Linked DNA regions of Homo sapiens: all the other regions are linked to region 5. Evidence: chromatin contacts called from ENCODE Hi-C or POLR2A ChIA-PET data. All regions are on one chromosome and are shown on one strand. The core of a region is the stretch at or near the end of the contact, and the rest is flanking DNA. Distances in the headings are between cores, read along the strand shown. Region 1 holds the start of ZBTB7A (zinc finger and BTB domain containing 7A). Region 2 holds the start of ZNF557 (zinc finger protein 557). Region 3 holds the start of XAB2 (XPA binding protein 2). Region 4 holds the start of MRPL54 (mitochondrial ribosomal protein L54). Region 5 holds the start of CATSPERD (catsper channel auxiliary subunit delta). Region 6 holds the start of MCOLN1 (mucolipin TRP cation channel 1). Region 7 holds the start of ARHGEF18-AS1 (ARHGEF18 antisense RNA 1).

What was found. A loop is a pair of places that touch in the nucleus more often than their neighbours do. ChIA-PET counts read pairs that join two places held with the same protein, here RNA polymerase II (POLR2A). Pooled maps may share reads with other maps.
Region 1: a pooled map shows a loop between it and region 5 (10-fold over the local background). The contact joins the promoter of ZBTB7A here to the promoter of CATSPERD in region 5. A Hi-C loop is called at or near these places in 5 of 50 pooled maps. POLR2A ChIA-PET finds 5 or more read pairs at or near these places in 2 of 52 experiments (OCI-LY7 and activated T-cell).
Region 2: a pooled map shows a loop between it and region 5 (21-fold over the local background). The contact joins the promoter of ZNF557 here to the promoter of CATSPERD in region 5. A Hi-C loop is called at or near these places in 5 of 50 pooled maps. POLR2A ChIA-PET finds 5 or more read pairs at or near these places in 2 of 52 experiments (activated B cell and activated T-cell).
Region 3: a pooled map shows a loop between it and region 5 (15-fold over the local background). The contact joins the promoter of XAB2 here to the promoter of CATSPERD in region 5. A Hi-C loop is called at or near these places in 6 of 50 pooled maps. POLR2A ChIA-PET finds 5 or more read pairs at or near these places in 2 of 52 experiments (activated CD4-positive, alpha-beta T cell and activated naive CD4-positive, alpha-beta T cell).
Region 4: a pooled map shows a loop between it and region 5 (26-fold over the local background). The contact joins the promoter of MRPL54 here to the promoter of CATSPERD in region 5. A Hi-C loop is called at or near these places in 8 of 50 pooled maps. POLR2A ChIA-PET finds 5 or more read pairs at or near these places in 2 of 52 experiments (CD4-positive, alpha-beta T cell and H1).
Region 6: a loop to region 5 is called in a map of B cell, with 20 times the contacts of the local background. The contact joins the promoter of MCOLN1 here to the promoter of CATSPERD in region 5. A Hi-C loop is called at or near these places in 1 of 168 maps with a recorded cell type or tissue (B cell) and 9 of 50 pooled maps. POLR2A ChIA-PET finds 5 or more read pairs at or near these places in 1 of 52 experiments (GM10248).
Region 7: a pooled map shows a loop between it and region 5 (7-fold over the local background). The contact joins the promoter of ARHGEF18-AS1 here to the promoter of CATSPERD in region 5. A Hi-C loop is called at or near these places in 1 of 50 pooled maps. POLR2A ChIA-PET finds 5 or more read pairs at or near these places in 2 of 52 experiments (activated B cell and activated CD4-positive, alpha-beta T cell).

Annotation. Positions count from the first base shown.
Region 1 is chr19:4,065,527-4,068,778 of GRCh38, reverse strand. ZBTB7A (zinc finger and BTB domain containing 7A) reads left to right here and starts at 1,880. Exons shown (of 3, transcript NM_015898.4): 1 at 1,880-2,097. RefSeq lists silencers at 1,030-1,359, 1,420-1,529, 1,740-1,799, 1,840-1,889, 1,900-2,099 and 2 more.
Region 2 is chr19:7,068,046-7,071,377 of GRCh38, reverse strand. ZNF557 (zinc finger protein 557) reads right to left here and starts at 1,675. Exons shown (of 8, transcript NM_024341.3): 1 at 1,605-1,675; 2 at 725-816.
Region 3 is chr19:7,627,519-7,630,794 of GRCh38, reverse strand. It overlaps XAB2 (XPA binding protein 2), which reads left to right and starts at 1,250. Exons shown (of 19, transcript NM_020196.3): 1 at 1,250-1,318; 2 at 2,497-2,645; 3 at 2,944-3,067. The coding sequence starts at 1,268. PET100 (PET100 cytochrome c oxidase chaperone) reads right to left here and starts at 1,002. Exons shown (of 4, transcript NM_001171155.2): 1 at 935-1,002; 2 at 136-222. The coding sequence starts at 961. It also overlaps a transcript of STXBP2 not described here. RefSeq lists enhancers at 909-958, 1,219-1,338.
Region 4 is chr19:3,761,432-3,764,801 of GRCh38, reverse strand. It overlaps MRPL54 (mitochondrial ribosomal protein L54), which reads right to left and starts at 2,120. Exons shown (of 3, transcript NM_172251.3): 1 at 1,984-2,120. The coding sequence starts at 2,101. It overlaps APBA3 (amyloid beta precursor protein binding family A member 3), which reads left to right and starts at 3,110. Exons shown (of 11, transcript NM_004886.4): 1 at 3,110-3,266. It overlaps LOC105372248 (a long non-coding RNA gene), which reads left to right and starts at 2,162. Exons shown (of 3, transcript XR_936268.1): 1 at 2,162-2,244; 2 at 2,596-2,653; 3 at 2,948-3,048. RefSeq lists an enhancer at 1,757-2,246 and a silencer at 2,908-3,225.
Region 5 is chr19:5,718,534-5,722,264 of GRCh38, reverse strand. CATSPERD (catsper channel auxiliary subunit delta) reads right to left here and starts at 1,628. Exons shown (of 22, transcript NM_152784.4): 1 at 1,457-1,628. The coding sequence starts at 1,527. It overlaps LONP1 (lon peptidase 1, mitochondrial), which reads left to right and starts at 2,119. Exons shown (of 18, transcript NM_004793.4): 1 at 2,119-2,561. The coding sequence starts at 2,133. RefSeq lists enhancers at 1,870-1,969, 1,922-2,438, 3,472-3,731 and silencers at 2,250-2,299, 2,430-2,509.
Region 6 is chr19:7,521,264-7,524,468 of GRCh38, reverse strand. It overlaps MCOLN1 (mucolipin TRP cation channel 1), which reads right to left and starts at 1,845. Exons shown (of 14, transcript NM_020533.3): 1 at 1,688-1,845. The coding sequence starts at 1,718. It overlaps LOC105372261 (a long non-coding RNA gene), which reads left to right. Exons shown (of 3, transcript XR_936294.3): 1 at 1-119; 2 at 1,307-1,627. RefSeq lists a silencer at 1,682-1,811.
Region 7 is chr19:7,393,597-7,396,843 of GRCh38, reverse strand. It overlaps ARHGEF18-AS1 (ARHGEF18 antisense RNA 1), which reads left to right and starts at 1,785. Exons shown (of 2, transcript NR_186326.1): 1 at 1,785-1,851. All of the region lies in intron 10 of ARHGEF18 (Rho/Rac guanine nucleotide exchange factor 18), which reads right to left. RefSeq lists an enhancer at 918-1,097 and silencers at 1,308-1,877, 1,586-2,026.

The DNA.
Region 1 (3,252 bases), core at 631-3,130, 1.7 Mb after region 5:
CTGAGGCAGGGGAATCGCTTGAACCCGGGAGGCGGAGATTGCAGTAAGCCAAGATCGTGCCATTGCACTCCAGGCTGGGCGACAGAGCAAGTCTGTCTAAAACAAAAAACAAAAAAACAAAACAAAAAAAAACGTCTGGGCATCATTTGCAGAAATCCAAACACAACAGTGGGATCTGGGAAGAATCGTGCTTCAGCGTGGCCTCCTGGTCCCGAGGCTGATGGCCGGTGGTTGAAGGAAGAAGGATTTCTATCCCAGGCAGGGTCCTTGGAGCAAAGTCCCTGGATGACACCCTCGCCCTAGATCCACGCGGCCCCTCCCTGGGTCCCTTCCCACCTACCCGGCTGGTTTCAGGCTGCGAGTCCTGAGACAGTCCACTTCCCCTCCGGGGGGCCCTCCCGGGTTTCCCCTCGTAGCCAGATTATTATTACAAAAGCCAATCCAACCCGTTTGGGTGTTGAAAGGCGCTTTTAATAAATTGTGCGAAGAAGCCATAAACTGTGTCTCTCGCAGGAGAGGCTTTGAAGTCAGAGGACAGGCTGGGTACACTACACCCAGGCCGGTGGTGGTTCCCGCTGTCAGGTGGTGTTGGTACTAAGAATGCCAGATAATAATAAAACATAATAATGACCCTGGGATTAGGTGTTAGAATGAAGGCACAGTGAGCCCCGGAACAGGGTCACCCACTGGATAAGCGCTCACTAAACGGCAGCTAAAGCAGCTGTCAGTACTCTCTCTGTCTGGAGGAATGAGGAAGGGGAAACTGAGTCCTGGAGCCCTCCCCCCCCCCCCCAGGCGCGCGGTCGCACCAGCCAGCCCTCCCCGGGCCGGGCCAGGACGTTCTCACCACTCGTGCCCTGCTCCCCCTTCCCTGTCCCCCGCCGGACCTCTCCCACGACCGGGGAGGAAGTGGGAGAAACGGACAGGGGAAAAAAAAAAGTCGCGCTGAACCAACGCCTCCCCACTCCCCACCTCCGCCCCTCGCGAGCCATGCAGACCCCCTTGTGCCAAGGAGCGGCCCGCGCGGACCAGGCGTCCAGGGCCCGGTCCCCGTCCCGCCCCGCGGCCCGCAGCCGGGTGGGGGAACTCGCGAAGCCGGGAAAACAACCGCCCTCCCCGCCCCTCGCCAACCCCTTCCCCCGCTGACGCCCCTAGCGCAGCGGGGTGGAGGCGACTCCTTTATATAATCGCGGGAGGGCAGGTTGGTGGTTTCATTTAGGGACCCGGGAGCCCCGCGGACCCGGGCTGTCCTTGGCAAGGCCACCCCCCGGGGTCCCTGGCGCGGCAAGTCCCACTGAGGCCCGGGGAGGCCCAGGGCCTGGCCTTGCGGGGGGATCCCCACCGCCTCACCCCCAACCCACCCCCGGCAGCCCAGGCCGCGCGACCCACACGCCCGCGTCGCTCCTCGCTGTGCGCACCGCGCTCCCCGCCCCCGCTGCCATCCTGCCACGCCCCGGGCGTCGGGGGCACAGCCCGCGCCCCCCCGCACCCCGCCCCTGCGCAGAGGCTGGGGGCCTGTTTATCTGGAGGCCCCCACCCCCCCTCCACCCCGGGGGGCCCGCTCCCCCCGCGCCCCGGGGAGCTCTGGGGCCAGATAAGCTGGCAAGCTGGCACGGCGCCGCGCGGCGGGGCGGAGAGGTCAGAGGCGGGGGGGCGCGCCGGGGCGGGCCGGACCCCCCCCCCCGACTTGACAAAACCTAATAACAGCCCGGTCTCCCCGGCGCAGCGGGCGAAGCCCCACGGGAGGGCAGAGACGTGGCAAGAGGGGACCTGCCGAGCCTGTTCTGGCCTCCGAGGCCAGGCTGGGGGGGGCGGGCTGGGCGTGGGGGGGCCGGCGGCTGCGGCACCTTTAAGACAAGGGAGGACCCCTCTTGCCCTCGGAGAAACCAGGAAGGGAGTCGCGAGCATCATACGGGGCTTTGGCTGTACTGTACAGTTACTGTAGGGGCAGTGACGCCGCCGCCGCCGCGCGAGGGAGCGACCAGGGCAGCGCGACGCGGGCAGAGCGAGCGCCGCGGACCCCGGAGGCGAGCGGCCGAGGGAGCCCAGTCCCAACTTCGGGCCCCGGCCCCGCGCGCCCCGGCCCGGCCCCGCGAGGTAAGTCAGCGCCCGGCGCGGCCCCCGGCACGGGGTGCAGGGCGGGGACGGGCGGGGGTCGCTGCGGCCACCGCTGCCCCCTCGGGAAGGGGAGATCCGGGGAGCCGGGGACGTTCCCCCAAGTTTCAGAGGAAGGGGTGGTTGGCAGCTGCCCGGAGGCTGGAGGCGCCCTGGATCCCGAGCGCGGGGAGGGGGCGCCGCCCGGGAAGGGGGGATTGGGGGCTAAGTGCATGAGCTTGTGCGCCAGCCCCCCCCAACCCGGGTGCATGGCTTTTCGGGGCTCCCAGGCGCGCGGGGAGCGGGGGAGGGGAAGCAGGGCTGCATTGAGGGTGGGGGGAGCCGGCGTGGGGAGATAGGGGGGCGCGTCGCCTGCTAAGTTTCCAGCTGAAGACGAGGGGCGCTCTCGCCCCCCGGGGGCCTATTCGGTGCTGCGTGCATACGTTGGAGTTGGCCAGGATTGAGCTCCATGGGGGATGGGGGGGAGGGGGCTGAAAAAACAGGGAGGGGGGCTTCGGAAAGGAGGGGGAAGGGGTGGGGTGTCCGGGTGGGCGGGCAGGGCCGCAGGGACCTCTGGGCTTCGTAGTCCCTCCGCCGTTTGCAGCCGGCAGGTGGCAAGCGGCTTGGACTACAAGTCCCAGGGTGCCCCGCGCCGACAGCCCGCCGCGGCCTGCGGGTAGGGGCGGTGCGGAGGAGGGGCGGTGAGCGGCGGGCCGGAGAGCCAATGGGCGCGGGCCGATCGCGCGGCGCGGCGCGGGGGCGGGGCCAGCCCGCCAGGGGGCGGGGCCTGGAGCCGGGCTCCCCTCGCCGGGGGCCGGTGGCGGTCCCGGCTTCCGGCTGCGCGGCCCGCGGGCCGGCCCCCTCCCCGCCCCGGGGCCCCTCCCCGCCTGGTTGTGTAACCGTCCCCAGCCCCCCTCCCCTCGGCCCCCCGCCCGTGGGGGGGGGGTCACCCTCCCCGCGCTCCCCGGGGAGGGCGGCGGCCCGGGCGGCCGCGCGGTGCAGGCGAGCCCGGGGATGCGCGGCCTAGCGCAGGCCGGGCCCGGGCGTGGGGGAGGCGGGCGGGCGGACCCAGATCCGGGGTAATTTGCATCGCCCTCCCCCCAGCCCGGGTGGGGATTGGCCGCCGGCGGCGGGGGGTGGCGCGGGGCCAGGCTCACT
Region 2 (3,332 bases), core at 426-2,925, 1.3 Mb before region 5:
GAGAAGCTGAATTTAAAATTTTATGGAATCTTAATTGGTCTACATTTAAATTAAAACAACCGCATGGACCAGCAGCTACCTTATTATACAGCATAAGTCTACAGGCTGGCAGGCCTGTTAGGAAAAGAAAAAAATAAAAGAAAAATTGAGATGTCTTGGAAGGTTGAAAAAAAAACTTTTAAATAGTGTTTACATGTTTTGTGTACTGATTTGCATATAGCTGTATTTACTGACTTATTTTGACACACATTATCACACACCCCTTAGTATCCTTCTCTTGAATATAAGGCATCAAACAAATAATTTTTAAGATACCCTCACTCGTGGCTCACACCTGTAATCCCAGCACTTTAGGAGGCCGAGGTGGGTGGATCACCTGAAGTCAGGAGTTCGAGACCAGCCTGGCCAACATGGCAACACCCCATCTTTACTAAAAATACAAAAATTAGCTGGGCGTGGTGGTGCACCCTTGTCATTCCAGCTACTTGGGAGGCTGAGGCAGGAGAACTGCTTGAACCTGGGAGGCAGATGTTGCAATGAGCTGAGATCGCACCACTGCACTCCAGGCTGGGCAACGGAGTGAGACTCTGTCTCAAAAAAAAAAAAAAAAATACCCTCACTGTTAGTGAGTCCTTGTGTTTACAACCTGAACACAGGAAAAATCCATTCACAGGTTTTCTACACAGTGGAGTCTTGCAACTTGCAGGTTCTACACGGTACCTACCTGATCATACAGAAGTCCACGGATCAGTGAGGATAGGTGAAACTTGAGGCTGGTTTCAACACAAATCTGAGCTTGAATTATACTTTTTTCGTCTAAATAAAAAGGGCACAAAAATCGCTTATGAGGCCTTTTGTAGGGAGTAATATGTACGTATAGTAAAATGTATTTACTGAGACTAATACAGTTGTTGCATAGAAAGACCACCCCATTCACTTAAAAAAAATTGATTTAAAGAATAAGAACCCAGGCTACTGGCTGTGCCTGAATTCACCAGATTCCTATCCAGCCATCTGGTCCCTAAAATGGGACAAGAAGCTTAAAGCTGTTTTCATCTGACTTGCTTAACTCATTTGGCTGGAGATTGTATGGTGACTCCAGATGCTTTAAATTCGTCACTTTAGGCCTTATAAGTGGACTCGGCTGAATTCTAAATAATTTCTACAGTGTATTCAGGACTGCAGAGATTTTAATGCCCTCCAGCAGGGTTTCCCAACCTGGGCACTAATGACATTTGGGGCTGGATGAGTCTTTGCTGGCGGCGGCTGCTTTACGCGCTGCAGGATGCTGAGCTGCTAGCATCCCTGGCCTCCACCCTCTAGATTACAGTAGTAGCACAGTCCCTCCTACCCTCCATTTTGTGACATCCCAAACCGTCTCCAACTATAGCCAAAAGTCCCCTGGGGCGCAGAATCGCCCCGGGTGAGGGCGACAGGGTGAGGACGACAGAGTGAGGATGACAGGGGCGCGGGGCCCGGACACCGGAGGAAACAGCAGCTTCGGGCTTAACTGAGCGCACAGCCCGAGGCCTCAGGGGCGGAAACCCGGCTCCCGGGAGGGACGCAGGCCCGCGGCTGGGGCCCCTCTCTGGACTCGGACTCACGGAATGAAGCACCTCTCGCGGAGACCGAAAGATTCTCCCAGACGCTGCAAGCGCGGCTCTTCTCACAAGACACAAGCGCGCTTCCGCTTCCGGTCTCCGGCTAGCCACACTGCACCTCCGCTTCCGGCTCCAGCTGGTCCCAGCCCAAAATGCGGCGTGTCAGGACCCCCGGGTTCAGGCTGCAGGTGCAGCAGCCGCGCACCCCAGCCTCCGGCTGAGGTGTTCTAGTTTGCTTAGTTATTAATAGAACCAGGTTGGGCCCTGGCTAGGGACAGCCGCGGAGGCAGGGTCGTCCTGGCGCGGGTCTGTGGCAGGGTTGGGGGCGGAACTAGCTCTTGAGCGGGGCTGTGGGCGGTACCAGGCCTGGAGGCGGGCCTGAGTGTTGACGGGGACCAGTTCCGGGGGCGGGGACCAACTCTGGAGCGGGGCTGTGGGCGGTACCAGGCCTGGAGGCAGGGCTGAGTGTGGGTGGAGATCAGCTCCGGGGGTGGGGAGAAGTTCTGGGGCGGGACCGTGGGCGGTACCAGGCATGGGGGCGGGGCTGTCAGGACAGAGACTAAGTTCCGGGGCGAGGTTGTGGGCGGGCATTAGGTTTGATGGGCGGATCTTGCTGTGGGTTAATACCAGGTTTGGTGGGCGAGTATGTGGACAAGATAAGGCAGTGGTGGGGCATGGAATGGGGTTGAGCTAGTAGGCTGAGAGGACAAGACTTGGTGGAGGTCAGTTTTTGGGTGTAGGGCTTTTTGTGGATTTTAAAACTGTTCAGGTAGCAGGATGCAAAATGAACTCTTTAAAGTTTTCTTCAGTCATTTCTCCACATTCACCGCCTGTTAAAATGATATAGCCACACATTTAGGGCGTGTGTGTGTGTGTGTGTGTGTGTGGCTTTTCGTTTGTTTGTTTTGAGACAGGGTCTCACTCTGTGGCCCAGGCTGGAGTGCAGTGGTGCAATCATAGCTCACTGCAGCCTCGACCTCCTGAGCTCAAGCCATCCTTCCACCCGGGCCTCCCACACTACCAAGCCTGACTATTTTTGTATTTGTTTGTAGAGAGGAGGTCTGTGTTGCCCAGGATGGTCTAGAACTCATGGCCTCAAGTCATACCCCACTTCGGCCTCCCAAAGTGCTGAGATTACAGGTGTGAGCCACACCACACCCAGCCTTTTTGTGTGATTTTGAGCTTCCTAATTTCTTTCAAAAATGGGATCATGTATGCATATTTCTCCCATCCAGAGGGGGACGAGGGGAGGGAGGACTAGGGAGGGATGTCTCCAAGTGAAAGCCAAAGCTGATTAATTGTCTAGTGCACATCTGGATCTACTGAAAAGAGAACTACATTTCTGGTGGAGAAAATAGGTGTTGGATTCATAGGAAGAAATAAAAAAGGAAATTTTAAAATTTAAGAGATCAAAAGAAAAAATGAGAAAAAATTATTAATGACATACTACTTGTTACATGTCTGGCTAAGGTTTAGATGCTACAAATGGTAAATATTGATGTCATAAAATGATAAACATTGAATTTTGATTTATCCAGATTCCTTAAATGATTATGTTTGGTGAGGAAAATTAGTTTTACAGTACGTAAGAGTTATGTGCTAATTGTTTCGGAGAAGAAAGTAATTCAATATAGTTTAAAGCTGATAAATGAAAAAGCAGTATAAATACCTAACTTACAAATATGTAATTACTATCAGAAAAAAAAAAAAGTTGCTTCTAGGAGCCAGGCT
Region 3 (3,276 bases), core at 1-2,500, 1.9 Mb before region 5:
GAGCCAAAGGCCTCCAGAGCCCCACATCAGGGCAGGGTCGGCTTATGGGAGGCAGACATTAGTCCCCAGCAGACTGCTGCCCCACACCCTCTCCCACCCCTGGAATGAACCCTCAAACACTCCTCTTATGCCCACCTTGCGCTGTATGACATCGTCCTCAAACCACTCGGCCTGATTGGAAACCCAGAACATAGCCACAGGGAAAGTGAGGTAGATTATCATCTGGAATGGCAGAGGGTGGGTGAGGTGAGCTCCCCCCAAGCAATGTGCAGAGGCTCCTCAGAGCCTGGGGGACCCATCCTACTGCAGAGTCCAGAAGCGCCTCGTTACGGCCGACCCAAGAATCCCAGAACTCCCACCAAGGGTACAGAAACCTCGCACCCTAAAACCTAACTCCTATAATCCAGGAGGCCTCATTCCTGAAAGTTCCCTCTGAGCTGGAGTCTTCCTCTCAAACACAGACAGACACACAGACGCCCCAGCTACAATCAAAAGCATCTCCTCGAGACCTCATTACCCATCCCCACTTAAGATCCCGGGAGCACCCCCAAACCCAGGAGGCGTCACTCTTCAACTCCACTTCTCGAAGTCTAGGAATCTCCCTGTCATAGACACCCACCCACCACGAGCCCGAGAGCTCCCCCAGGATCTTAAGTCTTCCTTCTTTAGAGCCCCCTTCTCAGCTCACCCCTCTCTGAGGTCCTTCCTCGGACCAGCCCTCTCACAGCCCCCAAACCCAGAAGCCCAAATCCGAGAACCCCCCCAGCCCAGCGTCCCCTCTCCTGGATTTCCAACCAGAAAGGTTCCTCTCAAATCTTAAGAGCTTTCTCCTTGGAGCTCCCTCTTCCTTTGAAGTCCCCCCATTTCCAACCTCATCTTCAGATCCAGGAAGATCCCCTGCCCAGCCTCCCAACCCACTCCTGTGTCCACTGACCCGAAATATCTCCAGCTTCACCCCCATCTCGTTTCTCCCGGTCAACAAAGCCAGTTCCGCCCAAAGCCGACCCTCCAGCAAGACAGAAGCTCACTGGTGTTTTGCACGCTCCATTGCTGAAGCTGATTGGCCAATGTGTATCCTGATGGCGCATCTTCTGGCGCCTCTATTCTGCTTCCGGTCGCTGGCGTCGTCGAAAAGAAGTCAATAACGTGGGCCTGTCCGTCAAAAATGATTTAACCAATAGAAAACGGGTCTGGCTCGGAGGGGCGGGCCGTCAGTGGTAGACGTCATAAGCGCGCGACTCTCTCCTGTACCTGGGCATCCAGAAAAATGGTGGTGATGGCGCGACTCTCGCGGCCCGAGCGGCCGGACCTTGTCTTCGTGAGTCCACAGAGGAGCCGGGGGTGGCCTGCGTTGGGGCATTGGGACCTGGACGCCGCAGGGGATCGAGGCTGGGTCGGCAAGGAGATTTAGGCCGAAACTGCCAGGCCAAGGTCTGGGAACCCTAATGGGCCAGAGACCGGATCGTCATGTCCGCACCGAACTGTCCAGGAGTAAAAATATGGTGTTGTATCTTCGGGTCTGAGTAGAAAACCACTGTCGAAGGGAAGCGTCTAGCCTCCCGAACCAGGGGCGGAAATGGGGGCGTGCAGGGAATGGGAGAGGAGGAAGATCGCATAACTGAACCTTGAGAGGTGAAGATCGGTGTCTGAAGTAAAGGCTTGCTTACGAGGCCAGGGTTCTGGTTTCTGGGATGAAGGCTTGGTTTTCTGGATAGCGGTCTCTAGGCCTGGACTGCAGCATGACAGTTTCTGGGGTGGTGGCCAGGCTAGAAGAACCCTGGTGATGTGGAGCTTGTCAGGCGATGGCCAGTGAAATACTTACTCTCTGGAGTAGAGGCGTGACATCTTCACCAGATTCTTGGTGTGCAGAGTTAAAGGCTTGGCTTCTGGTGTATAACTCCTCCTGTGAGATAAAGGCCTAGCTTTTAATTTCTGGGGCAGAGTTGAGCTAGACGCTGGCTAGTGGGATCCTGGGGGCGGGGCTAGTGGCTTGGAATCTGGACCTGAGAGCCCTGGTGGCTGGGGTAAAGATCTGGTCATCTGGGCCTGGGGTGGAGATGGGTCAGATGGTGACAGTGGGAGTCTGAGGGGCCAAAGGCCTGGTGTCTGGGAAGAGGCACGTTTTGAAGAAGTGGGGTCTGGTGTCCAGGACTGGCATCTGGGCCAGGGCCTTGGTATCTAAGGAGTCTGACCATCTGGGGCAGAAAGCGAGTGGTGATGCGGACTCATTCCTGGCCCAGAGCCCTAATGACTGAGAAGTCTGATGATTTGGGTTCGATTTTGGGTAGTTGAATTCTGAGGGGTAAAGGTCTGGGCCACTGTCTTGGTGTCGGGCATCTGGTTTGGTGCCTGGGCATCTGGTGACCTGACTTCCTTGGTGGGTGGTGGGATCTAGGTAAAAGTCCGGAGTTTGGACCTGAGCCCCAGCAGTGGGATGGTGCTGCACACAGGCTCTGAGGGTAGGCCTCTCTTCTTCCCATTCCCTGGCCCTGGCAGGAGGAAGAGGACCTCCCCTATGAGGAGGAAATCATGCGGAACCAATTCTCTGTCAAATGCTGGCTTCGCTACATCGAGTTCAAACAGGGCGCCCCGAAGCCCAGGCTCAATCAGCTATACGAGCGGGCACTCAAGCTGCTGCCCTGCAGGTGGGAATGGCTCCAGCTGCCCTGCCCACCAGCCCCCACCCCACCTGGTCCAGTTATAACAAAACTGCCAAGTGGGTCCCGGGTCCCGGGTGATTGCTTCGTGTTTCATCACTGACCTGTACATCCCTTGATGGGTCAGCACACCTTCTCTGATGTCCCAGTCTGTCCCTGTCATTGCTGAGACATGTCACCCCTCCCACACCCCTTCTTCCCACATTTGCCAACTGGGGCAGGGCAAATGGTTCTGGGGGTGTCCATAAAGCTGACCGATCAGCATCTGTCCCCTCCTATTCCCCAGCTACAAACTCTGGTACCGATACCTGAAGGCGCGTCGGGCACAGGTGAAGCATCGCTGTGTGACCGACCCTGCCTATGAAGATGTCAACAACTGTCATGAGAGGGCCTTTGTGTTCATGCACAAGGTTTGGGGCTCGGCGAGGGGATGAATCGGGAAGTGGAGCTCAGTCCATGGTGGTGGGTGGGGCGGGGACAGGGGCTGGGCTCAGCATGTTAGGGATGGGGGCTTGGATTCCTGTTGCTTCTTTGCATGGGAAGTTGGGCTGGACTCAGTCCTGGAGCTGGGGGTTTCTGGGTCCCGCCGCATTTATGTGGTGGCCCCAGGTGTGGCTCA
Region 4 (3,370 bases), core at 871-3,370, 2.0 Mb after region 5:
CCACCTTGGCCTCCCAAAGTGTTGGGATTACAGGCGTGAGCCACCGCGCCCGGCCACTCAAAACTTTTTTTTAAAGACAGGGTCTCAGCCAGGCATAGTGGCTCATGCCTGTAATCCCAGCACTCTGGGAGGCCGAGGTGGGAAGATCACCTGAGGTCAGGTGAGTTTAAGACCAGCCTGGCCAACATGGTGAAAACTTGTCTCTACTAAAAATACAAAAAAAAAAATTAGCTGGGCATGGTGGCATATGCCTGTGATCCCAGCTACTCGGGAGGCTGAGGCAGGAGAATCACTTGAACCCGGGAGGCGGAGGTTGCAGTGAGCTGAGATCGCATCGCTGCACTCCAGCCTAGGTTACAGAGCAAGATTCCATCTCAAAAAAATAAAAAATCTAAAAAATTAAAAAATAAAGACAGCCCGGCCGGGCGCGGCGGCTCACGCCTGTAATCCCAGCTCTTTGGGAGGCCAAGGTGGGCGGATCACGAGGTCAGGAGGTTGAGACCATCCTGGCTAACATGGTGAAATTCCATCTCTACTAAAAATACAAAAACATTAGCCGGGCATGGTGGTGGGCACCTGTGGTCCCAGCTACTTGGGAGGCTGAGGCAGGAGAATGGCGTGAACCCAGGAGGCGGAGCTTGCAGTGAGCCAAGATTGCGCCACTGCACACTCCAGCCTGGGCGACAGAGCGAGACTCCGTCTGAAGAAAATAAAAAAATAAAAAATAAAAGCCCAGGCTGGAGGGCAGGGGCACAATCATGGCTCACTGCAGCCTCAAACTCCCAGGCTCAAGTGATCCTTCTGCCTCAGCCTCCCAAGTAGCTGAGATCACAGTTGTGAGCCACCATGCCCCGCTTATTTTTATTTTTATTTATTTATTTATTTATTTTGAGACAGAGTCTCACTGTGTCGCCCAGGCTGGAGTGCAGTGGCGTGATCTCGGCTCACTGCAACCTCCGCCTCCTGGGTTCAAGCAGTTCTCCTGCCTCAGCCTCCTGAGTAGCTGGGATTACAGACATGTGCCACCATGCCCCACTAATTTTTGTATTTTTAGTAGAGCTAGGGTTTCACCATGTTGGTCAGGCTGATCTTGAATTCCTGACCTTGTGATCCACCTGCATCAGCCTCCCAAAGTGCTGGGATTACAGGCGTGAGCTACCGCGCCAGGCAATTTTTTTTTTTTTTTATACAAACAGGGTCCTGCTATGTTGCCCAGGCTGGTCTCGAACTCCTGGGTTCAAGCAATCGATCCTCCCTCCTTGGCTTCCCAAAGTGCCGGGAATAAAGGTGTGAGCCATCATGCCTGGCCTCGAAATCACTTTAAGTGGGATTTGGACACAGCATTAAGTAACTTTAAGTGGGATTTGGACATAGCATTAAGTAACACCGATGCTTGGAATGACCAAGTCATTCAAGTTATATTTTGTCTGCTATGTGTCTGTCTTTAAGGCCGAACATTGGACAATTTCCCCCTTTCAACAAAGGAGATCAGGCAAGGCTGTATCCAGCTAAACCTTAATAACCTTGTTTTGTTCTTGCTGAAGTGGCCAATTAAACGGGCTCCATAATTTCTTTGAATGTTTGGTAACGTCTTGGCCAAGGTTACCCAGCGATTTGGAGGCAGGCAGAGAAACAGAACTGGAACCCAAGTTCATGACCTCCCCAGACTCCCTTCAAATCCTTTCCAACCCGCGCCTGCGCAGTGAAACGCGTGGTCTCCACGTAACCACATCCTCCTCCCAGGCCGCTCCGCCCCAAGCTGGCGCCTGCGCCCTGGGTCCAATCGCTACAGTATCTCCGAGCCAGACGCCCGAGCTCCAAGCGGCGCTGGGTCCCTCAAACTGCGCCTGCGCATACAGCCTGGCATCCGCCTCTCTGCGCTTGCGCATCAGTTCTAGCACCACCTCCCCAACCACCGCCTGCGCACTGTCAATTCCTCAGTGCACCCACCGTCCCCATTTGGTTCCTCTTAACCCAGCTCACCTGGTTTCTTGGCATAATCCCGGGCCAGGAGTCTTCCGGAAGTGGCGGGGTTTAGGAGCTCCCAGGCCCCCCAGCCGGCCCACGTCCGGGTAGCCCCGAAAAGGCGTTTGGTCGCCATGACGTATTGCGGGCAGCTTGCAAGTGCACGTTTCCGGAAGACGTCAGTGGCCCAAGGGTGTTTGGGAGTTGTAGGCCCCGTGGAAGTGTAGGCCCCGTGGAGGTGTCTGGGAAATGCGGTCTCCCAAGCTTTCATAATCTATGGTGATTTCTTCAGACTTTTGTAGACATACACAGTTACTATAGGAGGAGGCGTTCAAGGGATATTTCATTGACTTCTTGCCCTTCTTCAATTACATAACATTTACTAAAAATATCACACTTTATATGTTCCTGATTCCATCCAATGAGTAATTATTCAAAGCTTTAAAGTTAAAAAAAGAAGATTAACAATGAGTCTAATATACTCCAGTAGGGCTGGAGTCTAATCACTGTTAATTTTTATAACATTATATTTTTAAAATTATATATAACATATATAATACATATAATATATAGTATGTTTTATATATAATATATAAATTAATAATATATATTTTATATATTCTTTTCCAGCTCTACTACTGCTAAATCCTTAACCCGCTTGATCTAATTTAATCCTCACAATTGAGAGGTAGGTACTATTTTTTCCCCAGCTTATAATGAGGAAACTGAGTTCTCAGGGAGGTAAAGTTCCCAGGCCGACCCCAAATCCATGGTGCACCTATGTGTCTCCCTACTGTGAGCCAAACCGAAAGTCCGTCTTTAACAGGGTCTCCACGACGCTTCCGGTGCCTCAAGGTCCCAAGGAAACCACCTCTCACACTTCTTTAATATTTCCCAACCCCACTTCTCCCCATCTGCCATCCTTTGGAATAATGAACACAGCCCCCAGAGCCAGGCAGTGATTATTAACCCTATTTTGCAGGAGAACAAACAGGTCCTGGGGCCAGCCGGGGCAGTCTGCGGGCCGGGAAGCCTGGGATTCGAACTCCCCTCCAACATCTGCAGTTGTCCCAGCGCCCCCGCGTGGCGAGGCTGGGTGGGAGAACTACATTTCCCAGCAGGCCTCGCGAGGCCGCGCATGCTCAATGGGCCAGGGCTCTGCGCGGATAGAGGAGCGGGCGCCGGGACCGGGAATCCCCGAGCTGCGCCTTCTGGGGACGCGGCCCGGGCTACGTCGGGGCCGTCCGTGGGGAGCGGGGTCCTGGAGGCTGCGCGGGGCTGAGGCGGCCTCGATTTGGGAAGTGAGTGTCCTCGAGGTGCAGAGCGCAGTCTGAGTCGGCGCTTGAGGTCTTCGGTCTGAGGGGGGACTAGGGTCTGGGCTTGGGGCTGGGTCCTGAAGTCGGGG
Region 5 (3,731 bases), core at 379-2,878:
CCATAATCCCAACTACTCTGGAGGCTGAGGCAGGAGAATTGCTTGAACTTGGGAGGCGGAGGTTGCAGTGAGCCGAGACCGTGACATTGTACTCCAGCCTGGGCGACGAGAACAAGACTCCATCTCAAAAAAATAAAATAAGGGTATGGCTGGGCATGGGTGGCTCATGCCTGTAATCCCAACACTTTGGGAGGCTGAGGCAGGAGGATCACTGGAGCCTAGGAGTTCAAGACCAGCCTGGGCAAAACAGTGAGACCCCATCTCTTTTTTTTTTTTTTTCCTTTGAGACAGAGTCTCCCTTTGTCACCCAGGCTGGAGTGCGATCTCAGCTCACTGCAACCTCCACCTCCTGAATTCAAGCGATTTTTCTGCCTCAGCCTCCCAAGTAGCTGGGATTACAGGCACCTGCCACCAAGCCTGGCTAATTTTTGTATTTTTAGTAGAGACGAGGTTTCATCATGTTGGCCAGGCTGGTCTGGAACTCTTGACCTCAAGTGAGTGATCTGCCCACCTCTACCTCTCAAAGTGTTGGGATTACAGGCGTGAGCCACTGCACCCAGCCAGTGAGACCCCATCTGTACAAAAAATAATAATAAATAAAATAAAATAAGGTTAAGGAATCATTATGAATCTTCCTGTAAACATCAAATGAGGCCATACACCCTAAGAATACAGCTCACAGGTCCCTACTGAATGTGACAGTTTAGTCCAGATGGGAGTTCCCTGAGGGCAGGAACGGAGTTTCAGCAACTGGTCCCCATGGCAGGTTGGAGTATGCACTAACCTAACATTTACTGAAATTTCAAAATGTGCTGGGTAAGGCTGGGCGCGGTGGCTCACGCCTGCAATCCCAGCACTTTGGGAGGCGGGGGTTGCAGTGAGCAGAGATCGCGCCACTGCACTCCACCCTGGGAAACAGAGCAAAAACTCCGGCTCCAAAAAGAAAAAGAAGTGGGAGGGCTAGGCCCGGCGTGGTGGCTCACGCCTGTAATCCCAGCACTTTGGGAGGCCGAGGCAGGCGGGTCACGAGGTCAGGAGATCGGGACCATCCTGGCTAATACGGTGAAACCCCCGTCTTTACTAAAAATACAAAAAAAAATTAGCCGGGCGTGGTGGCAGGCGCCTGTAGTCCCAGCTACTCAGGAGGCTGAGGCAGGAGAATGGCGTGAATCCGGGAGGCGGAGCTTGCAGTGAGCCGAGATCGCGCCACTGCACTGCAGCCTGGGCGACAGAGCGAGACTCCGTCTCAAAAAAAAAAAAAAAAAGAGGTAGGAGAGCTTAATATCGGGCTGGGAGGATGGGGTGGAGTAGGGTGAGCGAGGCGTCAAGTTCGATTCCTAAAAAGAGTAAAAGGGGAGCCTCAGTGAGGTTGGGGAGCAGGCCTCGGCTCCAAGATGAACCAGCACCCTCCCGACCCCCGGCAGCACCCCAGCCCCAGGAGTCCTGGCAGCCCCACCGACAGAGCTGAGCTGTGACCAGCGGTCGGAGCCACATGGTCACAGCCGCCACCAGCATCAACATCAGCATCGACTTGGGCTTCCGCCGCCACCACTGCCCCTCAACCGCCACGGGGAGTCGCTGCACAATCCGAGTACGTGCAGGCTGAAGCCCTGCGCATGCGCATCAATGAGTCCCGGGAGCGGGCCTCCGCGCACTGCAGCCCGGCGCTCCGCCTGAATCTTGAGCATGCGCAGACGAATCCCGGGAAGCCCGAATCCGCGCACCCCAAAGTGCGCTCAGAGCCTGAGTATGCGCACCCGGCCACCCGTGGCCAGTCTAGAGTCTGAGCATGCGCATGTTGTCCGCGCGCCTAAGCATGTGCACAGGCTGCTCATGAGTTCCTAAACGTTGCGTTTGCAACACTACCAGTGTTTTGTACGGGCGCTGGCGCCTGCTCACAGCCTTCCACGTGACCGGAAAAGGCCTTCAGCGCATAAAGTGGGAGACCGGAAGAGGCGGAGACGATCCGATGCTCGAACTCCGCCCCCTCTTCTCCGCGTAGGCCCAGCTCCCTGAAGCGGCTGTTTCGAGCCACGCGCCCATCGGGTACCGAGGCACGCGCCGGGCGTCACGTGCGTTTCGCGGCGAGCGGAAATGACGCGAGTTGTGTGAGCCGCCAGTATGGCCGGGCTATGGCGGCGAGCACTGGCTACGTGCGACTGTGGGGAGCGGCGCGGTGCTGGGTGCTGCGGCGGCCGATGCTGGCCGCCGCCGGGGGGCGGGTTCCCACTGCAGCAGGAGCGTGGTTGCTCCGAGGCCAGCGGACCTGCGACGCCTCTCCTCCTTGGGCACTGTGGGGCCGAGGCCCGGCAATTGGGGGCCAATGGCGGGGGTTTTGGGAAGCGAGCAGCCGCGGCGGAGGCGCATTCTCGGGGGGCGAGGACGCCTCCGAGGGCGGCGCGGAGGAAGGAGCCGGCGGCGCGGGGGGCAGCGCGGGCGCCGGGGAAGGCCCGGTCATAACGGCGCTCACGCCCATGACGATCCCCGATGTGTTTCCGCACCTGCCGCTCATCGCCATCACCCGCAACCCGGTGTTCCCGCGCTTTATCAAGATTATCGAGGTAATGGGAGTCCCCGCCTCGGCCTCAGGTTTCCCACCTGTGCAAGCAGCGGGCTGAACCGTGGGATCACTTGAGCGCCCTTGTGTTTCGCAACTTTTTCAGACATGAAGTTTCTCGAAGGGTGCAGTTCGAATCCTTGTCTGCTCACCACTAGCTTGGGAACCTTGAGCCAAAGTCCTCTCCCTTTCGGATTTCTTAGGATCCGTTAGATGAGAGGAGTTGAACCCGATGAGCCTAGGATTATCCACTTTAGAACGCCGGTCATAGAAATCCGGGGCCGGGAGGGACCTGAGTAGTGTTACGGCGCTGTTAGTTTTCTCCTTACTTGGCACGAGTTTTGTAATACCTCCTCGCCCCAGGCGCTCTGCCGTCTGGTTACGAGCCTCACTGGGATCAGAATTCATTCCTTTCTTAGACAAATACTTCTTGATTGCTTATTATTTGCCAGAGAGTGTTCTAGGTTCTGGGGATATGGCAGTGAACAAAACAGACAAAAATTTCTGCCTTTGAAGCTGGGCATGGTGGCGCGCGCTGTACTCCCAGCTACTCTGGCGGCTGAGGTGGAAGGATTGTTGGAAACCTGGAGTCCAGCCTGGTCAACATGGCGAGACCCTGTCTCTTAAAAAATAAATCTGCCTTGGAGCTTACATTTTGGCAGGATGAGACAGGCAATAAAGATGTTTAGTAACGATATTGTATTAGAAGGCAATAATTACGAGAAATAGTAGAGCATGGATGGGACAGGAGGCTTAGGAGGGTGGGAAGAGGTGGGTTATTCAGTGTGTTCTTGACCTCCTACCACGTAGCAAGTTCTGAGAATACTGTAGAGAACAAGTCATTCCGGTGGTAGAAATTAGATCATTTCAGACTAAGAGCCTTGGGGGTGGGGAGGGAGCAGGATGATGTAATAGAGAGAAAGCAGTGAGTGTAAGGAACTTGAGCTTTTACAGTAGGAAGGCCCCAAAAGCCTTCTCCCCCAGCTCCCCTTCCCTTAAAAAAAAAAACTACTGATGTGGAAAGTGGCATCTATGGGAAGGTTATCTCCTAACTGGCAGAGCAAGGTCACGCAGTGAGTCAGCCTCTGCGCTCACTCTCCAGACTCTTCTAAACAAATCTCAAGGATCTGTTGGGAAGGGAAAGGCCATTTCAGAGGGGCAGCAGCCAGTAGAG
Region 6 (3,205 bases), core at 596-3,095, 1.8 Mb before region 5:
CATAGAACTCAGCCTGTATTCTAGGTTTGTCTGGACAAATACCCAAAAGATGACCTCTGGGTTCATTATAACCTGGCCCATCAGCTGACACTCTCAGAAGCCAAGGACCTGGAGAAGAGGTAATTGACAACATAAGTAATAATAATGGAACACATTCGCTAAAGACTCATTTTATCTCCCTGAAAAGCACCAGCTCCTAGAAATCATGCAGCCCTAGCATCAAATCCCAGACCTGCCACTTTACAGTAGGTTGACTCCAGGTACCTCCCTGAGCCTCCATCTCCTCATCTGAAGAGTGGAAATTTTAAAAAGGCGACCCCTTGGCTGGGCTCAGTGGCTCATGCCTGTTATCCCAACGGCTTTGGGAGGCCAAGGTGGGAGGATCCAGCCTAGGTAATACAGCGAGACCTCCCTGTCTACAAAAAAAAAACATTTTTTTTAAATAGTCAGGTGTGACGGCTCATGCCCGTAGTTAGTAGCTGGGACCCCATCTACCCGGGAGGCTGAGTTGGGAGGATCACTTGAGCCCAGGAGTTCGATGTTACAATGAGCTAGGATTATGCCACTGCACTACAGCCTGGGCAACAAAAAAAAGTTTATTAAAAAAAAAAAAAGTCCACCCTCTCCCTGAGCCTTGAGGTTGAGATCCTGAAGCTGCTCTGAGAATTCAGTGAGACACAGCAGATAAAGACCTCTTCAGCAAACACAAGCTGTTCTAATCACTGTTTATTTTTTTCCAGCCTAATGGTTAGATCTAAGCTTTCAGCAACTGCTGGAGTCAAAACCAGTCACAGTAGCCCAAAACTGTCCCTGTCACACCCCCATGGGGATGTGCTTTCTAGGGCCTGGCCCCGTGCTGCTTTCTAGGGCCTGGCCTCCTGCCTAGCAAAGCAGTCAGGATAAATGTGTGCACTGTCAGAACCTCCCTTGCAGAGAGGGACAAGTTCCCGGCCCCTCCCTTTGCAATGAGATGCTGCTGTGGCTGTTTACGACAAAGCCAGAGGGCAGGGCCCGCTTACAGAGCTGAGATTACAGCTAACCCACCCCAGACCCTACTAGCTGGGACACCGGGACATCTATCAGGTAGGGGTCCCCAGCTAGCTCCAGAAGGGGAAGCTAACACAAGGGGTCTTCCTCCAGCCTCCCCGAGGAGGGGTGGCATCAGAATTGGCTAGAAGCCCGAATTTAAGAAGGCTGCGCTTCCAGCGGTTTGGAAAGCTAAAACTGAGTTAATCGCCTGGGGGCAATCCCTCCAGCTCTCCAGGCTTGAGCTTAGGGAAGCTGAGCATTTGTCCCCTGGAATCAGGAGGGGAAGCCTGGGAGTCTCACGTGCGGGTTGGAGAAGCTGGTGCCCGCTGTCTGAGTTCCAGACGAAGTTGAGCAATCGGAACCTAGGCTCCCAGTGGGAATCCCAGGAACCTCGCCGCCCCAGAGGGAGAAGCTGGCGGCCCGGCGCGATCCCTGCCTGAGTTTGGGAACCCAGCAGAGCCTGGGTTCAGGAGGAAGAATTGGAGAGGCTGGTGCCCACCCGCCGCCCAAGTTCTAGGAGCCGTCTGCCCTTTTCTCCACCGTGAAAAGTCAGCGCTGGAGCTTAGAAAAAAAGAGACTAGGAGCTCCGCCGCCCCAGGTGGGAGACACAGCCCGCCCGCCTGAGTTCGGGGCCCCACGGTGCCGCCCGCGCCCTCACCTGAGCCGCGCGGACCCGCCGGGGCTGTCATGCTGGGGCGGGAGCGCGGGACGCAGGCGGGTACGGCGGGGCAGCCTGGGTCCGATCGCCCGCCGCTGTCACTGCGACCTCGCTCCCTCGCGGCGCGGCTTCAAACCCTCCGGCATCAGCTGATCTGTGCCTCGGTCACGTGACCCGGTAGCCCAGAGCCCCTCACGTGACCGCCTCTGGTCCCGCCCCCTGCGCCACGACAACCCCTGCCGGAACAGCGCGCATGCGTGCCTCTGCCGGCGCCCTCTGGGTCGAAGGCAGTCGCTAGGTCCTAGCGCCGACGCGCTCTGGGTGGCGGGGGATGGGCTGACTCTGAGTTTGGCAACGACGAGCTCTGCCCTGGCTCCCGGCCATGCCCCGAATCCGGTGCCAGGCTTGTGACTTCCATGTCCAGAGCTTGACCCCTTATCCTCCTTGGTGCCTGGTGATGACCCTGCCTACTATCTCAACGCTGTCTTCCTCTTTCTCCCAGAAACTCCTTTTACCCTTCTCCTGCGCATCTTCAGCAAACACGATTTCCTAATTATGTATCAAATAGAACCACTTATCCCCACCCCATGGCCCCCAGCCCAGAGTCTTCCAACATTCCTGGCCTGGATCTTTGCAGCAACCTCCTCCCCGATCTCAGCCTCCCTCCACTCCACTCTCTACCCAGCAGCCACAAGCATCTTCAAAGAATAATTCCTATCCTTCCTGCGAGAACCTGCCCTCGGCTTCCCATTGCTCTGTAATGACAGGCAGAGTCCCCACTCTCGTCTATCAGGGCCCTCTGATCTGGCTCCTACCTCCATCCAAAGCTCATCTTTCTATAGCCCCAGAGCCTTTGCATACTTTTGCCCTGGAGCGTAATGGTTAAGAATTTGGACCCTGGAGGGCAATTGGGATTTAAATCTAGGCACTGACAATGCCACTTCTACATCTTCCAGAGTCCCTTCAACTCCAAGCTGAGCGCAGTGGGCGGTGGCATGCACCGGCAATCCCAGCTACTCGGGAGGCTAAGGTGGGAGGATCGCTTGAGCCCAGGAGGTCGAGGCTGCAGTGAGCTATGATCACACCACTGCACTCCAGCCTGGGCAACAGAGCAAGACTGTCTAAAAAAAAAAAAAAAAATGTGCCTCAATTTTCTCATTTGCAAAATGGGGATATTCAAAGTCATCTACCTACTGGGGCTGTTGAGAGGATTAAATGAGAGAATGCAAAAACTATCGCATAAGGCTGGGCAAACAGTACTGATTATTAAATTAGTGATTATTGGGATTACAAAATCCTTCATTGAGAAAGCTGCCTGCCATTTATATCAGAAGTCTTGTTATGCTTCTCCTAGAATGTACTATACCCCGTAATTATTTTTTAAGTATTCTGAATTTAGTATCTATGAGCTCCATGCAGGTCGAGGCCATATTTATCTTGTTCCCTGCTGAGACCCCAGCAATCCAGAGATGTTTGTTGATTGCATAAATGAGCAACTTTTTTTGTCCACTTGTATAC
Region 7 (3,247 bases), core at 536-3,035, 1.7 Mb before region 5:
ATTCCCATTTTAAAGATGGGAAGACGGAAACTTAGTGAAGTTACACGGCTAACAGGTGGTGGAACTGGGACCAGAACCCAGCTCGGATCTGACCTCAAGCCTGTGCTCCTGACACTTCTTTTTTTTTTTTTTTAGACAGTCTTGCTCTGTCGCCAGGCTGGAGTGCAGTGGCCCGATCGCGGCTCACTGCAACTTCTGCCTCCCGAGTTCAAGTGATTCCCCTGCCTCAGCCTCCAGAGTAGCTGGAACTACAGGCGCCCGCTACCATGCCCGGCTAATTTTTGTATTTTAGTAGAGATGGGGTTTCACCATGTTGGCCAGGATGGTCTCGATCTCCTGACCTCGTGATCCACCCACCTTGGCCTCCCAAAGTGCTGGGATTACAGGCTTGAGCCACCGCGCCCAGCCTCTCCTGACACCTCTTACAGCTGGAGGATTAATCATTCACTCAGACACCTGCAAAACTCATCCCTTGGCCACTGGGCTGTCTATACTGTCCTGAACTCTCTCTCTGGTCAATGGGAAGAGAATGGGGCCCTTCAAAGCTACTGGCTGGAGCTTCATCTCCGCGAAAACAAGGCAAAGGGGAAAAGGTGTGTTGGCCGCTTCGCTTCCGTGGTAAAACTTTAAGAATGTTTTTTAATCCTGTGGTCCAGGCTTTAATCTCAACAGAGCAAGAGATAAGGGGCAGATAGCCACAGCAAAACACTCAAGTGCTAGTAGAATTAACGCAGGAAAAGAAAACCAAATACTGCACTTTCCCACTTGTAAGTGGAGCTAAACCTTGGGTACTCATGGACACCAAGAAGACAACAGAAACTGGGCTCTACTAGAGCGGGAAGGGAAGGAGGAGGTCAAGGGTTGAAACTATCTATTGAGTACTATGCTCAGTACCTGGGTGACGAGATCAGTCACACCCCAAACCTCAGCATCACGCAATATATCCAGGTAACAAACCTGTACATGTACCCCCTCAATCTCAAATAAAAGTTGAAATTTAAAAACGTAAAACAAAACGAAACATGTAAGGACCAGGGGAAAGCTTCTCGTTCCCGTCCGCAATGAAAGCACCAACTGAGTTCTTATACAAGAAACTAAAACCCATGGCACAGATAGTTCTCACGGTTTTGCACCCAAACGCTCCCTGCCAGGGAGGGCTGTCTGCTCCGGGGTGTGAGGGTTCTCCCGGGAGGCCTGAAATACGACGGTGCTGGGTATTGTGGTGGGTTCCATTCCATCCCTGGTCCTGCCCCGGGCGCTCCTGAACGAGGAGCAGAGGCTGGGGCCCAAGTGACCCCTCCTCTCCTCTCCTGGAGGAGAGTAAGCCGTAGCACCCCAGGACTGGCTGGGGCTCGGACGGAGCGGGCGGGCATCGTCTGCACCTCTGCACCCTGCAATCGCCGCCTAGAGCCTCCATGCATTGAAGGAGCAGCCTGCACCCCAGCACCCGTTCGCCTGCCTGGAGAAGTCCCCCAGGAGCCGGCGGGAGGCCCGAGGCAGCCCCGGGGGTCCCGCGCCCCAGGCCACCCCCTGAAGAGACCGAGGGCCCCCTCCTGAGCCCCGTTTTCCTCGGGACCGCCCCGCCGCCGTCCTCACCTCGGCCCGATCGCCCGCAGGCCGCTCTCCGCCAGCTCCTCTGCCACTCTCGCAGCCGCCTCCGATGCCTCCGTCCGGCCCCCCCAGATCCACAGTAGCTAGCAGCTGGGAGCCGGAAGCGGGAAGCCGCGCGAGGAGAGCAGCGCATGCGCGATCCCGCCTCGGAGGCGGGGCAGAGGGCGTGACCCGGAAGGAGGCGTGCCCTCGAGGGCGGGGCGCTCCCGGGGACCTGGGGCTGCTGCTCCCCGAGCCGTGGTGAGGGGGCGTCGGCTCGGCCTTGAGAGGGGCGCGGGCACCGAAGTGGGAGGGTGCTCGCGGCGAGGGTGAGGGCGACTTTTGAGGGGCGGGTCAGCGGGGTTGGGGGGCTTTTTGAAGGAGAGCAATGCGAGCCTGGCTGTCAGTAGGGCCGGGGGCTCTGAGGGGACAGCTGGGTTGCGGGGATCCAGAGGGAGAGCAGCAGGGTTAGGTGGGCGTTTTGTGGGGTTAACGGAAGCCTGGGTGATTAGCGCGGCTGGGGAGGGAGTCCTGAGGAGGACAGCGGTTTGGAGAATCTCAAGGGGGGTACAGCACAGTTAGGGGGACCCTGAGGGAGGACAGCGGGGTTGGGGGACCCCAAGGGAGGACAGCGGGGTTGGGGGGACCCCGAGGGAGGACAGCGGAGTTGGGGGACCCCGAGGGAGGATAGCGGGGTTAAGGGGACCCCAAGGGAGGACAGTGGAGCTGGGGGTGTTTTGGAAGAATCAACGGATGCCTGGAGGGGTTGTCAGTGGGCTCCTACGGGCTCGTTAGGATTGGAAGTACCTAAGGGGGGCACTCCCAGTGGTGGGGAGTCCTAGCGGGGAGAGTCCAAGAAATGGAGAGGGCAGGGTCTGTCACCTGAGAAAAAAGAAGCAGCATCAGGGAGTGGTGGGGGGATCACTTCATCCCAGGAGTTCAGGACCACCAGTCTGGGCAACATAGCAAGACCCCATCTCTACAAAACATTTTTTAAAATGAGCAGGGCATGGAGGCGCCTGCCTGTGGTCCCAACTCCTCCAGAGGCTGAGGTGGGAGGATGACTTGAGCCTGGGAGGTCCAGGCTGCGGTGAGCTATGATCATGCCTCCAGAGGCTGAGGTGGGAGGATGACTTGAGCCTGGGAGGTCCAGGCTGCAGTGAGCTATAATCATGCCACTGCACTCCAGCCTGGACAACAGAGCAAGACTCTGTCTCAAAATAACAACAACAAAAAAAGAGGCAGCATAGACTTCAGAAAGGTGGGTCTGGGAAAAATGAATCATATACCTCTCCAGTGGTCTCAGACACCCCAACATAGATACCATCAGATCCCCTAAACACAGGCACCCAGGCAGGTGCCATCAGATACCCAAAACAGGCTTCCAGGTAACCCCCAAATATGTCAGACACTCCACATAGGTCCAGCAGATACCCCCAAACACATACTAGATAACCCCAATACAGATGCTGTCAGATACCCTCAAACAGGTGCTCAGAGTCTGAAACACATACCATACCCTCCCCTATCCACTTCCACACAGGTGCTATTTGGCAGATGTGGATAGGCCAGATGCTTCCCCCAGCACCAGCAACCTCTCAATTGCCATCAGACACCCCAGTCTTGAGGTTGCCTGTCTAATCCAAGTCCTGCCACA